2 separate regions of the Homo sapiens genome follow, and region 1 is linked to region 2. A link is a loop called in an ENCODE intact Hi-C map of the cell type or tissue named here. Cell type or tissue: gastrocnemius medialis. All regions are shown on one strand. Each heading gives the region's core, and the rest is flanking DNA. Links, peaks and the distances in the headings are about the cores only.

Region 1 (7,116 bases), core at 2,117-7,116, 140 kb after region 2:
TCATGAGATCTTGAGGAATGCTGAGCAGCAGTGCTCAAAAGCCCCTCTCGGATCGGGGCTTCTGACTTCATGGGGTCAGGGCCCCTACAGACCCATCAATGTCCTCTCCTTTCCATCTTCAGAGCATTGAGCCTACATGGTAAATAGATAAATATGGGTAAGGCAGGGTGTTCCAGTTCTGATGAGCCAATCTAATCTCTGAACACAAAAGGAGACTGTAAAACATCCTAAGATAAAAGGAGATGCAGGATGTCATCAGAAGTACAGGATTTTAGAGACAAGAAAGCATCATCCAGGGGAACAAAGGAGAGTGCAGGCTCGGGCCTGGTGGGAACTTCCCCTGAGTGCAGACCCCTGCCCCGTCAGCTGGGTATCTTGTAAAGCTCAGCCCAGTGCTTTTGGAGCTTCTCCAATTTCACCTCCCAGACAGAACTCTCAAGTCAGAACATGTGAGCCCTCCACCTCCAGCCCTGCTCCAGCCAGGCAGCTGCCTTCTTTTTTAAAGTTCTGTGGGGACAAATGACACTCAGATTACTCCTCTTTCATGGGTTGCACTGCTTAGGACAATTAATCCTAGAAGCCGACCCTGCCATGAGGCCCAGGGGCCCAAGACATAATTCCCGCTGCCTGTAGCCATCCTCAGCCCAAGGCATTCCTCTTCACTGTCACCGTCTGCTCCATGTGAAGCTGTCTTTTGCATTTTCAGCAGAGTGTCTTTAGACTTACTGCTCAATTCTCTTAAATTGCTCTTATACACCTTTCCTCCTGTCGTTGTCCACCTACTACTGTTGTCTGATGTTCCCTTTGCCTTCTGCCTCCAGATATCGTGGCCACGGTGGAGAATGAAGAGCCATCGCCCTGCGCCAGGACGGGCTCAGGGCGCCGGTGCACCATCAATGGCAGTGAGTGCCGGGGCGGCTGGCCAGGGCCCAACCATGGCATCACCCACTTCGACAACTTCGGCTTCTCCATGCTCACCGTGTACCAGTGCATTACCATGGAGGGATGGACTGACGTCCTTTACTGGGTGGGTCTGGGCCCGCGCCTGCAGAACCATCTCCCTTCATCCACAGGCTTGCAAGGGAGTGGGGAGGGAGGGCTTGCCAGTCCACACAGGAGGCCAGTCTCTGACTTGCGTGACCACAGCTCCCTCTTGCTCCTCCCTGGGGAATCTATACAGGATGTGTGTCCCTTTCTGGTTCCCAGGTATGTGCCCCAGCATCCTATGGGGAAATCCCCATGATACAATATGTCTGTGCAGGATCCAAGGGGCGGGTGAAGAATGGAAACCAGGAAAAACCTGGCTGTGAGTGACTCAATTCTGATGGCTTAGAATTTCACACTTTTTGAGGAACGAAGGGCCCTTTGAGTCTTTTTCCTTGCCTCTGCAAGACTGCTTTCCCATATAACTATTATTAGATATTAGTTTCCTCACCTATAAAATAAGGATAATAATACTGTCTATATCAGAGTTAGTGGGAGAATTACAACAGTGCCCGGCACACAGTCAACACTCCAGTAAGAGTTTCTTTGTTGGAGTATATTATTTATTTGGTGTTTGTTAAGAGCTAGATTTCTTATTTCATCCTTCAATGATGGAAGGCATTGCTCCCATTTTACAGATAAAGAAACTGAGGCTCAGAGAGATTAAAGTAACTTGCCCATGGTTAAGAACTTAGTGAGCAACAGAGCCAAGAATCGAACTCTGATCCCCCTGGCTCCAATCCAGAATTAACCACAATATGACGCCGCCTATTGTGGGGGTGGGGGGATTGTAAAACTGTCAAATGCTTTGCAAATACCAAGGATTAGTACAAATATTTATTGTAAGTGTGTATTAGGAGAGCAAATTATTTAAAATGTCAAAGGACTGTCACATGTATGATTTCACCTCTGTATCAAGCCTGTGAGGAGAGACAGCCCATGTCATTATCGCCATTAGATGGTTGGGAATAATGCTCAGAGATGTTAGGTGACTTGTCCGGGGTCACAGACGTTGTTCATTTGAAAAATCTTGGCTTTAAATAAATCAACTGGAGATAGAGTCTATGAGGGAGATCAAGTGAGGGAGGCAGATAGGAGACACTCTTGGTTGGAGGGAAATTAGGTCAGTCTTGCCCGGGCCAGGTAGGCAGTCAGCAAGGTCTCCCTAGGGAGATCCTTCCAGACCAGATCCTAGTCCTCAGGCTGGAAAAGTTCTTCCAGACTAGTCCTCAGGTTAGGAAAAATGTCCCCTCAATATCCCAGCGTGGCTTCTCTCCTTGTCCCCCAGGGTTGGGTGGAGTCTTAATGAGCAGACTTGGGGAAGAGGAACCAAGCCCTCAACTCAGAGGATCACACTTCTGTCCTGACCAGGTCAATGATGCCATCGGGAATGAGTGGCCCTGGATCTATTTTGTCACCCTCATTTTGCTGGGATCCTTCTTCATCCTCAACCTGGTGCTGGGTGTCCTGAGTGGGTAAGAAATTCAAAGGTAGCCAGGGGAGAAAAGAGAAAGAGGAGGAGGGGAGAAGGAGGAGGAAGGAAAAGGAACGGAGGGAAAAGAAACAGGAGGGGTGGGGGGCGAGTGGAGAGGAGGAGGAGAGAAGGGAGGAGGAGGAAGGAGTGGAGCAGGGCAGGGGGCTGTGAGTCAGGCCCTCGGCTCATCCCTGGGTTCCCTGTCATCTCAGTTGGGCCAAGAGCGCTTCCTTCCTGGTGAGCAGGAAGAGAGGAGAGGCACACAGGAGCCCTTCAATTTTTAATTTGCCTTTTTCCTCCTCCTCAAGTCTTCCCCCATTCTCACCCCTCCCGTCCCTCTGTTTTGACACTCCTCAGTGAAGCCCCTGAAACTCCAGCCTCCTGGCCCCGGGGGTGCCTAAGTGGAGCCTTAGCACTAAGAGGCGGTGGGGCTTTCGGTTAAGCACACAGACTCTGGAGCTAGAATGCCCACATTTAAATCCCTGCACTACTGCTTGGTGGCTGTGTGAGCTTTACCTAATTACCTAACTTCTCTGTGCCTTAATTTCCACATCTGCCACCTAAGAATTATTTCAGTATCTATCTCATAGGGTTGTTGTCAGGATTAAATAAGTTAATACATATAAAGTACTTAGAACAGAGTCCAGCACAAAATAAGCACTAAATACTAATGGTCATTATTAATGAGAGCTGTTCTCTTTGAGACCAGTCCTGCTGTCATCCCTCCACCCACCCCAGCACAGCAGAGAGGCTAGAAGTCACCATCAGCCTTCTTCCCCATTGGTATCATCCCATTCCAGAAGCTTCCTTCCAGGCAGTCTATAGATAGAATTCTGGGAGTCTGTAAACTTGCATAGGAAACATTTATCTTTATTTTTCACAATTGTAACTGAAATTTAGTGTTTCCTTTAGTAATGAACATAGGCAACAAACCACAGTGCTATTAGCAGGGCCTATGACTTGTCCTAATAGAAATCATGTCACATTACAGTTGTTGCGAATAGTATTTACACTAACTACTCCATACTTTGAAATTATGATAGATATAAAACCTGCAGCTAGATCTTGCTAATGAGTTAATGAAAAAGCAAATGTATTACTTGATCACAATTTTTTTGTATGGATAACTATATTTTAACATACAGTCATGTGCTGCATGATGACATTTCAGTCAATGACGGGCTGCATCCACAACAGTGGTGCGCTAAGATTGTATCTTTACTGTACCTTCTCTATGTTTAGCTATGTTTAGATCCACAGATACAATCGCCTACGGTATGCAGTATGGTAACACGCTGTCCAGGTTTGTAGGCTAGGAGCAATAGGCTATGCCATGTAGCCTAGATGTGTAGTCGGCTCTCCCATCTAGGTTTGTGCAAGTACGCTCTTGATGTCTGCACAGAGATGAAGTCACCTAACAATGCCTTTCTCAGAACGCATCCCAGTCATTAAGTGAAGCCTAGCTGTAACTGGCTTCTTTGTCATGCTATGGTTTTATTTTGTGCATTTCACATTATTCTGAAGAGAGATCCATAGGCTTAACTGGACTTTCAAAGGGTCCATGGCACAAACTGGTCAAGAGCCCCTCCCTGGACCCCACCTGACCAGGGCAACTCGACCTGCCCTGTGGGCCAACCCCTCCTGGCTGCCAGGCGCAGCTCCTCAGAGACTACCCCTGTGCTGTCTTCTTCCTCCTGCCCTGCGGGGCAGGTGGTCATAGCCCAGGGCTGCCCTCTGCTGGCCTGAAGATCCCTCATGGAGCCTTGGGTCCTTTTCTTCCAGCCATGCCAACTGGTTCCTTGGAGTCCAAGGAGAATTTTCCCCAGGCCTTTGGTCTGTACAAAACTAAATTTCTAAGGTAGTTTGAAGGGTTGGGGCAGTATGGCCAATTTGAGGCTCCGTGGCTGATTCAGTTAGGCAATGGACTGCCTTGTCATTAACCCCTAATGTGCAAGGGGAACCCCAAAACAAGGCAGGAGACAATGAGATGGATGAGAAGAAAGAAATGAGGAAGGGGCAAGGAGTACTCCAGGATGTTCCTGGAGGGTGGGGACGGGTGAGCAGGAAGTGAGAGGGGCTGTCTCTCAGCCACCTTGAGGGGCACCTGGACCCCAGGCAACACCCCGGGGCCAGAAAAAGGAGCGCTCCAGTCACAGAATGGGCTTGTCTGTCCTCAGGAAGCTCAGTCTTTCCTTGACACTGTTCCCTCTTCTCCTCCTCTCCTGGCTCCCCCATCTCATTTCAGGGAATTCACCAAGGAGCGGGAGAAGGCCAAGTCCAGGGGAACCTTCCAGAAGCTCCGGGAGAAGCAGCAACTAGATGAGGACCTTCGGGGCTACATGAGCTGGATCACGCAGGGCGAGGTCATGGATGTTGAGGACTTCAGAGAAGGTTTGGGCCCAAAGGCTGTGGTCAGCACTCACCCCACTCTCTCACTCCCACCTCTGAGTCATACCTTGCAATCAGGCCCACTGAGCAAGTCCAACATTAGTCCTTTGAGGGTGAGTGACTTGCCTAAAGCAAAATGGCTCAAAATGGTAAGATCCAGGTGTGACCAGAGCTCTTCCCAAAGGTACTTGCTGCCCATCCTCATAGCGCCTCCCCTGCAGATAAAGTGGGCTCTTTAGCTCTTGGAACTCTCAGTCTCTGGAAAGCACGAAGCAATCCAGGCCTACCTAGGACCCATTGTTGCAGATGTCTCTGGTCAATGGGCCCTTGTCTCGGGTGCCCAGTCCAGGTGTGTCCAGCCCAGAGGGGCCCCGAAGGCTGGCTGACTCTTTCTCTCCTGTCTCCAGGAAAACTGTCTTTGGATGAAGGTGGCTCTGACACAGAGAGCCTGTATGAAATTGCAGGCTTGAACAAAATCATCCAGTTCATGTGAGTATCTGCCCACTGCCCCAGGAACCCCCAACCCCCAGCTCCCTGAGACATGAGGGTAGAGTCCAGTTACTTCCCCTCAGTGGTTTCAGAGTCACTTGTCTAATCCTTTAGAAAGGCAGCCTTTTTAAGAAAATAGGGCCAGTTCCTGCTCTGAGGGACTCCGCAGGGACCAGATCCTCGGGGAATGTGTGATCAGAGGGGTCCTGAGCAGATGACCTATTTATATAGCACATAAGAAGGACACTGGGAGCCTCCAGGAGCAGTGAGCATGCTTGCTGCTACTTCACCCTGATCAGGGCAGAGCTGGGTGAGGTCATTCATGTTGGAAACCTCTGCGAGGGAAGAGGGAAAGTGTACACAGCAGAGGCTGCACAAACCGGGAGCCCCTCAGGAAGGAGGCTGGAGGCAAGAGCACACTCCACGCTCTCTCGCCATTGTCTTAAGAGGAGGGTTTGTTTATTTGGTTGGCTGTTTCCTTTTACAAATTCATACTTAATTATGATTTTGAAAGATCAAACAATAGAGCTATACATCAAAGAAAAGATGAAGGTCTCCAGTGCCCTTCAAAGAGGTAACCATGGTAACAGATGTGCAGCCTCTAAGATCTTTTCTGTGCTTTCATCCGTCTTGCACACACACACACGTGCCAGGATTTTTTTGTTTTTGTTTTGATTTTTTACATAATGGGGTTGTTTATGTTAACTACTGTCACCACAGGGACTAGAAGAGTGCCTAGCACATATGAGGTGTTGCCAAATATTTGTCAAATAAATGAATATAATACACACTAAAGGATAATCCAATAAAGGATTATCTAGTTACTTACCTTTTTTTACTTAAAATTATCTATTGAGAGCAATTTTCGGAGCAGATTCACTTTCCTTCTTGTATCTTTGGATGTAAAACATTCCACAGGATGAATATGCCATAATGTAGTTAATTTTTCCCCTCTTTGGCGATACAAACAGTGCTGCAGGGAACAGTTGTGGATGAGTATGACCACTTCTGCCAAAGGAACTCTAGAAATAGACTTGCTGGGTCAAAGGGTATAGCTACTCCCAGCTCCTCGGAAGTCTGAGGTGGGAGGGTCACTTGAGCACAAGAGTTCAAGTCCAGTCTGGGCAACCTAGCAAGACCTGTCTAAATAAATAAATAATAAAACATTAATAAACAGAGCATATAGACTTTAAATTTTGGTAAGTGCTGCCAATTCATCCCAAAAAGATTGTACTGTCAAAGCTCATTTCCCCTCACCCTCCCCAGATATTATTAATTTGTTGAAGAGTGGCCTTTGATAAGGGGCAAAACGTGGCATCTCAGAGTTGCTTTAACTAAAATTAAACCACACGGAGCGTCTGCTCCTTGCCAGGCACTTGTGCTAAGCATTTTGCGTGCATCCTCTCATTCCATTGCCTCGGAGGTTTGTGTCATTATCGCTCTTCTGTGAAAGATGGAGGATTTTACTCAGTCTGGCTCCCTAGCTCATGCCCTGAGCTTCTCTCATGTGGCTGGCGGAAGTGGGGTGGTCAGGCTACGCATGCCTGGAGTTTGTCTGAAGGTAGCTTGGACAGGTGGGGCGTAGAACAGCACAGCACTGTAGACCATCCTCTGTCCCCTCCCTCAGCCGACATTGGAGGCAGTGGAACCGCATCTTTCGCTGGAAGTGCCATGACATCGTGAAGTCCAAGGTCTTCTATTGGCTGGTGATTCTCATCGTTGCCCTCAACACCCTGTCTATCGCCTCAGAGCACCACAACCAGCCTCTCTGGCTGACCCGT
Region 2 (7,826 bases), core at 1,010-6,009:
GTAGGCCTTATCTGGGATTTCCTGCCACATCTTGCCTGCAAATTTGGACCCCAAGGCTTGCCTCATTCTATCCTTTTCCTAAAATTCTTTATGGATTTTTTTTTGTAGCTAATACACATTCACTGTGGACAATTAGAATACACAGAGAATCAAAGGAGAAAGAATAAAAACCAAATCATAATCTCACTACCTATAGATGACTATAGCTGACATTCTGGTGTAGAGCTTTCCTGAAATTTTTGTATTTTATGAAAATGAAACCTTGATTTGATTTTATAGCCTGCTTTTCTGTGACTGATCTTAAGGTCCACATCTACTTTGCGGTAAAATATACACTTTGTTTTCAGAGAAACATTAACCTCTATTTGCCTTATTGTCTGTGGCTGCTTTTGAAAATCCTCCCAAAGGCACCTCAGACACCAAAACACCCACACCAATCTCATTCTTCCCACGGAGGTCGGGGTGCAGAGGATGCCAGAACAGGTGGGTGTGAGGCAGGAGCGGGAGGAGCAGCAGCTCGGGGCTGCTGGCTGTTATTTGGCATGCTCCAGGCCATCCCTGCCACAGTCCCTATCCTGCGCGCTTGCCATGCTTGGGTGCATCCCACTGCATTGCAGAGCGCAACCCCCACCCTGCCTGCTCCTCCCTCTCAGGGGCTGCTTACCGCGCTGCCGGGGGATGCACCAGGGCTGGCTGGTGTCCGAGGGTTTGCTGGCCCCCAGCTCATTCTTGGCCACCACCCTGAAGTGGTATTCGTGGCCGGGGAGGATGCCCAGGAGGGTGAAGCGGTTGGTGTGGATGCGGTCGGCTGCCTCGTGCCAGGGACCGTGCGCTGAGGAGCGTGTGAACACCGCGTAGTGCAGCGGGACATCCTGGGCCTCGTCAGGAGAGGGTTCCCACTCGGCCGTCACCGTCCCAGGCACGTTCTCCTGCAGGTGGATGGGCCCAGGGGCCTGCGGGCATGCTTCAGGAGAGACGGCAGAGGGAGGTCACGTGGAGGGGACCCAGCAGGGCTGCTACCAGCCCCCTCCAGGTCCCAGGACTTCTGAGGGTCCTGGGGAACGCAGTCTTGCCACACAAGTAGCTGGACCCAGAGTAAGCTTGGCCAGCGGTCCACAGTTATCTCTAGAGGGTAGAAAATCTCCCCAAAAGAGTAATTTTAATTCACTTCAGTGTGTTTGTTTGTTTGTTTTTTGAGACGGAGTCTGGCTCTGTCACCCAGGCTGGAGTGCAGTGGCACGATCTCGGCTCACTGCAAGCTCCAACTCCCGGGTTCACGCCATTCTCCTGCCTCAGCCTCCCAAGTAGCTGGGACTACAGGCGGCCACCACCACGCTCGGCTAATTTTTTGTATTTTTCGCAGAGATGGGGTTTCACTGAATTCACTTCAGTTTTTAAGTAAAATGACACAGGACAAGGCATGCATTTTTGGACAGAGGCAGGGCTCTCATGAAGCTGCATTACAGAGCCCCCACTGTTAGTCTATTTGATCATTTCTGGATATCCAGAAGCTCCTCCAGGGCAGGGGCTGTGTGGAGCCACAGCTGGGGAGGAAAGCCTTTATCCTGTGCAACGGCTGCAGACAATTTTGTCCCCTGGGTCTTTGGAGTGATGTAACAGTGGTAACCGCCTCTGCTCACTGACTCAACGGGAAGGATAACTGAGGTCGGAGAGGAGACATGACATGACTGTCTCTAGGCTCCTGAGGCAGAAGGACAATGGAAGTCCCCAGGGGATCTTCTGGGGTCCTTTCTACTTTCTATCATCAAGCATGGAGGAAAGGTGGAGAATGGTCACTTTGCATACCCAGCCCTGGTAGAGTGGCTGAGACCTATGATCAGACCAGTGGACACCTCTTTGCCTTGGTGAGTGGCCGAGCCAGCGTCCAGAGCCCAGAGCAAGGCCTGCCTCACCTGCCACCCTGATACGGAAGCTGTGGGCAACCTCCTTCCCCTGCAGGGTCCTCAGCACCACAGTGTAGAGACCACTGTCTGAGAGTCCAGCCACAGGGATCAGAAGCTGGGTGAGGCCATCCTTAGTGACAGTCACACTTCTTTTGGGCAAGGGCAAGCCATCCTTCAGCCAGGTCACCTCAGGCATGGGCATGGCCTGAGAAAGGAGAGGAAGGAAAAGTTGAGAAGGGGAAGCTGGCAGTTTCATGGAGGTGATGGCATTTAAGCTAGGCCAAAGGTAGAAGCGGTGAGAAGAGTCTTCTACAAGGAGAAAGTCGACCAGAAAACACAACGTCGACAAGAAAACACAGGTGGGAAAGAGGGGTGGTGATAAAGTGTGAGGTTGGCAGGCGGGTATGGTAGGGGGGCGGTAGAACAAGAAAGGAAGTTGGACGAAGAGGTTCGGCAAAAATGCAAAGTGCCCTCCACGTCACACCTCTACAGACATCTGGACATTATCCTCTCAGCCAGGAGCCGCTGTTGTCAGATTCTGAGCAGGAAAGCATAATGAGTTCTGGATTCACATGGCAGGGGGTGGGATGGGAATGAGAAGGGATGTGTGGGGAGGGGAGTGTTAACCACCCTGGCAGCCAAGACCATGTAGGAGATAATTTGGCAATAGTCTAGGAGGAAGATTGCGGTGTCCTGGCCTTGAACTGTGGTGACCCTGAGCAGGGTGGGAAGGCCAGCCCAGCTGCTTGGTGACCATGCCGTCAACTCCCTACGGGGCCCTCAGTACAGGGCACGGTGGGCACCAGAGTCAAACGAAGATGCTGATAGTCACTAACTGACCTCACAGGATTGTTCTGAGAATTTAAGGCGTTAATAATAAATACACGGAAAGCAGAGAGAACAAGGCCTAGGACATGGTAACTACTCAATGTGCATTAAATATTTTTGCCATCATTATCATTGTCATTATTGTGGTTAAGAACAAGTCATTTAGAGTAAGATAGACTGGTTTGAATTCCTACACAGATGATGATGATTTTAAACAATAATAATATTAAAACATATTGGGTGCTGTCATATGCCAGGCCCTACATATACACTTTCAATATATTAATTCCTTGAACCCTCAGACCTTTGAGGTAGGTTACTATTATTATCCCCTTTTGACAGATGAGGAAGGTGAAACACAGAGATGTTAAGATATTTGTTCTGGCTGGGCACAGTGGCTCACACTTGTAATCCCAGCACTTTGGGAGGCCGAGGTGGGCAGACTACGTGAGGTCAGGAGTTTGAGAGGCCAGCCTGGCCAACACGGCGAAACCCCATCTCTACTAAAAATACAAAAATTAGCCGGGCGTGATGGCATGCGCCTGTAATCCCAGCTACTTGGGAGGCTAAAGCAGGAGAATCGCTAGAACCCGGGAGGTGGAGGTTGCAGTAAGCCGAGATCGTGCCACTGCACTCCAGCCTGGGTGACAGAGTGAGACTCCATCTCAAAATAAATAAATAAATAAATAAATAAATAAATAAATAATATTTGTCCAAAGTCAAACGGCTGTGAGTGATGACATCAAAATTTGAACCCAGGCAGTTTGTACTTTTAGCCACCACCCTACTGTTGTAAAGTCAGGTGGTGTTGGTGTTGGTTAAGGATCACCCTGAGTCAAATATAGGTCATGTGCTTGCACAAAAATACATTGTGAAGTCAAAGGGGATCATCTGCACGACCGGCTCCCTGAATTCCCAGACTAGGAGAGGTGGAGAACCGAAGAGCCTTAGTTTGGAGGTGCAGTAGCTGAAGCTACCACTAGAGGGATTTGCAGGCCTGGAGCAGAATGGCCACCCAGCCGCCAAGTGAGGGCAGTACCTTCAAGGAGGACCTGAATCCTTCCTGCCTCATGTCTCTCACCTGATTTCCACAAGCCCAGTCAGTGATTTCCACAAGCACTGACTAGGGGCCAAAAAGGAACAGGGAAGAAAAGAGAGCCACAGGGCTGAGTCTGGCCCCCTTGGCCTCTCTGGGCTTCCCTCCCCACACCCCTGCAGGTACACTCACTTCAAAGGAGACGGGCACACGAACTGTGTCCCCGACCTTGACTGTCAGCAAGTCCTTGGTGCTGGAGTCCACGAGGAACTTGGGACAGACTGAAACGCACAAGAGGACTGGTTACCTCCCTCCTCCCTCACAGTTGGACCCCAGCCCCAGGTCCCCAGCAAGGTAGGGCTGGAGGGGAAGACTGGGCCAGTCGGATTGATGCTGAGATCCCAACATACTGGGGCCTCTAAAGGACTGGAGTACAGCTGGGAGCAGAATCTTCAGGGGAGACCCCAGGGGCTGATGGGGAGATGCTAGCGGGGGAGGGACAGGAGCTGAGAAAGGAACCCTGCAGGGAGAGGGGTGGACTAGGCTGGAACAGAGGAAGATGCAGACATGTGGCAGAGCGCTTATGTTTTGCAGATGAGATAAACACCAATCTAAGACAGGAAATGACTTGCCTGAGGTCACACCTTGTTCGGGAGAGAGCCAGGACAAGATTCTGGGACTTTGGACTCCGTGTGCTGTGTTTGTGACTCCCTACTGCCATAGTGATGACTAGGGTCAGCTGGGGTGGCCCAGTGTCAGCTTGGGTCAAAGGCAGATCAGGTGCTTGTGGTGGTTAAAGCCCAAAGGGAAAGACAATCCTCTTTTCAATAATAACGGGGAGCTGGGCATGTCCCATTCTGAACGTGAACCATGGGAGCTGAGCGGCCCTTAGGCCTTCGAAGGCCATGCCCGGGAAGCAGCCACTCTCTCTCCTACAGAACATCAACTTTGGAGTCTCCAGGTTTAAATCCTGGCTGTACCACATACCATTAGTGACAACTAGGGCAAAGTACCTTGAACCTCAGTTTCCTTCTCTGTAACTTCGGAATAAAAACATTAATATTGTAGTATAGTTATGAGTCGTAATGAGAAAACATTTCTAAGAAGGGACTGCCTAGCCCAGTACCTAGCACCTAGTAGGTGCTCAATAAATGTTACTTCCTGAAACTGAGGGTGGGGATCCTGGCTTAGTAAGTGCATTGCGGCTACTCAGGGGCCCCCTCTTAGGAGAGGCCTGCAGGGCTCAGGGGTCGGGGAAGGAGGCAGCACTCACCAGTAACAGGCATGGCTTGCACTAATGTGTCCAGGGCACTGGGCTGGCTCTGGCCTCCTTCATTAACTGCTGTCACCCGCACGAAGTAGCCCTCTCCAGGCCGAAGCCCCTTGGCCGTGTAGGTGGTGACTGGCACGGTGCCCACATGGCACGGGAGCCACTGGAGACTGTCTGAGCTGCACAGCTCCACCACATACCCCTGGGCTTCATCCCCTTCCTGGGTGTCTGGCCCAGCCCAGCTCAGAGTGATGCTGGTGTTCGATCTGTCTGTGACTTGGAGATTCCTCACCAGCCCAGGGGGTCCTGCCAGGCACCATGGGAGAGTCAGGAATGGCATCTCCTGAGGGAGGCCACTCAGTGTGGATATTGATTAGCCTTCCTTGTGGGAGACTGGGAATTGTTTTCACTTAGCAATTCTGCCTTTAGATTCTTCCTGAAGCACCTACCTTGTTCCAAATTCTTACTGTAACCAGCACTTTGTCTCCGTTATGCACACAGATCCCAGGCCACCTCCACCAGGAAGCCTCCCTCAACTCATTCCCCTCATTCATTCACCAACCTGCCAAATGCCTTCTCCTAACTATCCTTCTGTAATTCCTGAAAACTGATATTTTAGTTGATGACCTCTTGGGTTCCATTATCCCGTATGACTAGACTTCCATGTGTTTTTATTCTGGACTCTAAGCTCTTAGAGTCACGACTCTGCCTTCTGGGTACTCAGTGCAGGCTTCTTGTTCTCCACTTATTACATGAGAACAATAATAATAGCCCCACCTACCCACAGAGGTTTTAGAACAAGCAAAAAGCACAATGAGTGTGAAAGGGCTCTGGCCCTCAAGTCTGGCTGCACGTTGGAATCACCTGGTGAGCTTAAAAATACTGGCACCTAGATGCCACCCCAGAGATTCTGATTTAATTAGTCTGGGGTGCAGTCTAGGCATCAACATTTTTAAGAGTTTTCCAGGTGTTTCTACATATGCAATGAAGTTTGAAAACCACTGGGCTAGGGCAGTACTTCTCAAACTTTAATTAGTATAGAAGTTACCTGGGGATTTTTGTAAAAAATATAGACCCTGATTCAGTAGGTCTGGGGTGAGGCCTGAGATTCAGCATTTCTCATAAGTTCTAATAAGATGATGTTTCTGGGCCATGGGCCTTGCTTAGCAGCAAGAATCCAGAAAATGTAGTGATTGCTGTGGCTACTGTTAGACACTGCTTATCCTATCTATTGTCTCTACTTCCCACCACTGATAAAAGAGATTAACAGGCTGTGGGCCCATGGCTCATGCCTGTAATCCCAGCACTTTAGGAGGCCGAGGCAGGAGGATAGCTTGAAAGCAGGAGTTCAAGACCAGCCTGGGCAATATAGTGAGACCCTGTCTCTACAAAAAGATAAATTAGCAGGGTGTGGTGGCACATGCTCATAGTTCCAGCTGCTTAAGAGGCTGAGGCAGGAGGATTGCTTGAGGCCAGGAGTTCAAGGCTGCAGTGAGCCGAGATTGCATCACTGCATTCCAGCCTGGGTAAAAGAGTGGACCCTGTTAGAGAGAGAGAGAGAGAGAGAAAGAAAGGGATAGAAAGAAGAGAGGGAGGGAGGAAGGGGGAGAGAGAGAAAGAAAGAAGAGAGGGAGGGAGGAAGGGGGAGAGAGAAAGAAAGAAAGAAAAAGAGAAAGAAAGGAAAAAAAAGAACAGAAAGAGAAAGAAAGAAGACAGGGAGGGAGGAAGGGGGAGAGAGAGAGAGAAAGAAAGAATGACAGACAGACAGAAAAAAGAAAGAAAGAGAGAAGGAGAGAGAGAAAGAAGGAAGGAGAGAGAGAAAGAAAAGAAAAGAACAGAGAAGAAAAGAAAAGATAGGACAGGCTTGGTCCATTTGCAAGGAGTAAGTTGCATGGGCCGGCTTTCCTCCCCCATCCCTCCATTCCATGTCCTGCCCTTCCTAGGACTAAAACTCAGATACCACTTGAACAATGAAATGTACAGAATGTTTCGGTCTTGTTGGGTTCATTCAAACAGCCTGAACACCTGCAGTGGGCTGGGCCCTGTGGGGCACAGAGATGCTCTCCAGGTGTTGACCACCTGGCCCATCCGTCAAGTGCCAGAAATGTGCTGCTCCCTAGAGGACTTGGCGTAGGCAAACTGATTAGGGGATGAGAAATACAGAGCAGCATTTTCTAAGCTGTACGCCTTGGAGTGACGCTTTTAATAGGTATTTTGTGAAAAAGCTAGATTTGGATCAAGGTTAGACAGGTTTTTTTCCCCTGCAGGACTTGGAAACATCAAAAGCTCACATCATACACATCTTTAATCACAGACATTTTTTGCTGTTCCTGTTCTCAGAATGTCTGTTGGCATCTCTCAATACACTCCATGTTCCCAAGACCACAGGTCTCAGATAGAAAATGCTATCTCAGACTATAAGTTTCTCAAGGGCAGAGACCAGGATTGATTTACCTACTTCCTGGCACAATGCTGGCCATTTAGTAGGTGATGGGCAAATATTCATTGGATAGAGAATTGATGCTGAGCTTCCCCTGTTACCTGCCCTCCGCCCTGCCTGATGGGCAACACTAGGGTGAGTGGATGCTTATGAGACTGGGGCAGGTGGGCCAGCTTGGGGGCTGGCCTGCCTAGAGGCCAAAGAGTGAGTGAAGTGATCTTGAAAAGGACTCTGCTTTTTTTTTTCTTCTTTCTTTTCTTTTCTTTTTTTTTGTAACAGGGTCTCCCTCTGTCATGCAGGCTGGAGTGCAGTGGTGCAATCATAGTTCACTGCAGCCTCAAACTCCCG

What was found. Peaks named below come from ENCODE experiments on the same cell type or tissue, not always from the same donor. Only the 100,000 strongest peaks of a DNase experiment are listed, where the experiment ranks them.
Region 1: it touches region 2 in a loop (2.9-fold over the local background); 35 of 110 quality-filtered maps call a loop at or near these places.

What each region holds. Positions count from the first base shown.
Region 1 is chr1:201,083,169-201,090,284 of GRCh38, reverse strand. It overlaps CACNA1S (calcium voltage-gated channel subunit alpha1 S), which reads left to right. Exons shown (of 44, transcript NM_000069.3): 6 at 822-1,027; 7 at 2,356-2,459; 8 at 4,704-4,849; 9 at 5,254-5,335; 10 at 6,963-7,116. Among named protein-coding and RNA genes, the nearest start is that of CACNA1S, 26 kb to the left of the region's middle. In gastrocnemius medialis, for the core only: CTCF peaks have their summits at 3,981 and 4,185 (motif pointing left); a DNase peak (open chromatin) is centred at 4,174; H3K27ac peaks cover 3,577 bases.
Region 2 is chr1:201,218,962-201,226,787 of GRCh38, reverse strand. IGFN1 (immunoglobulin like and fibronectin type III domain containing 1) reads right to left here. Exons shown (of 24, transcript NM_001164586.2): 19 at 5,042-5,344; 20 at 3,961-4,049; 21 at 1,914-2,109; 22 at 665-964. Among named protein-coding and RNA genes, the nearest start is that of IGFN1, 32 kb to the right of the region's middle. RefSeq lists an enhancer at 240-1,232 and a silencer at 3,704-3,813. In gastrocnemius medialis, for the core only: a CTCF peak has its summit at 3,699 (motif pointing right); a DNase peak (open chromatin) is centred at 3,747; H3K27ac peaks cover 453 bases.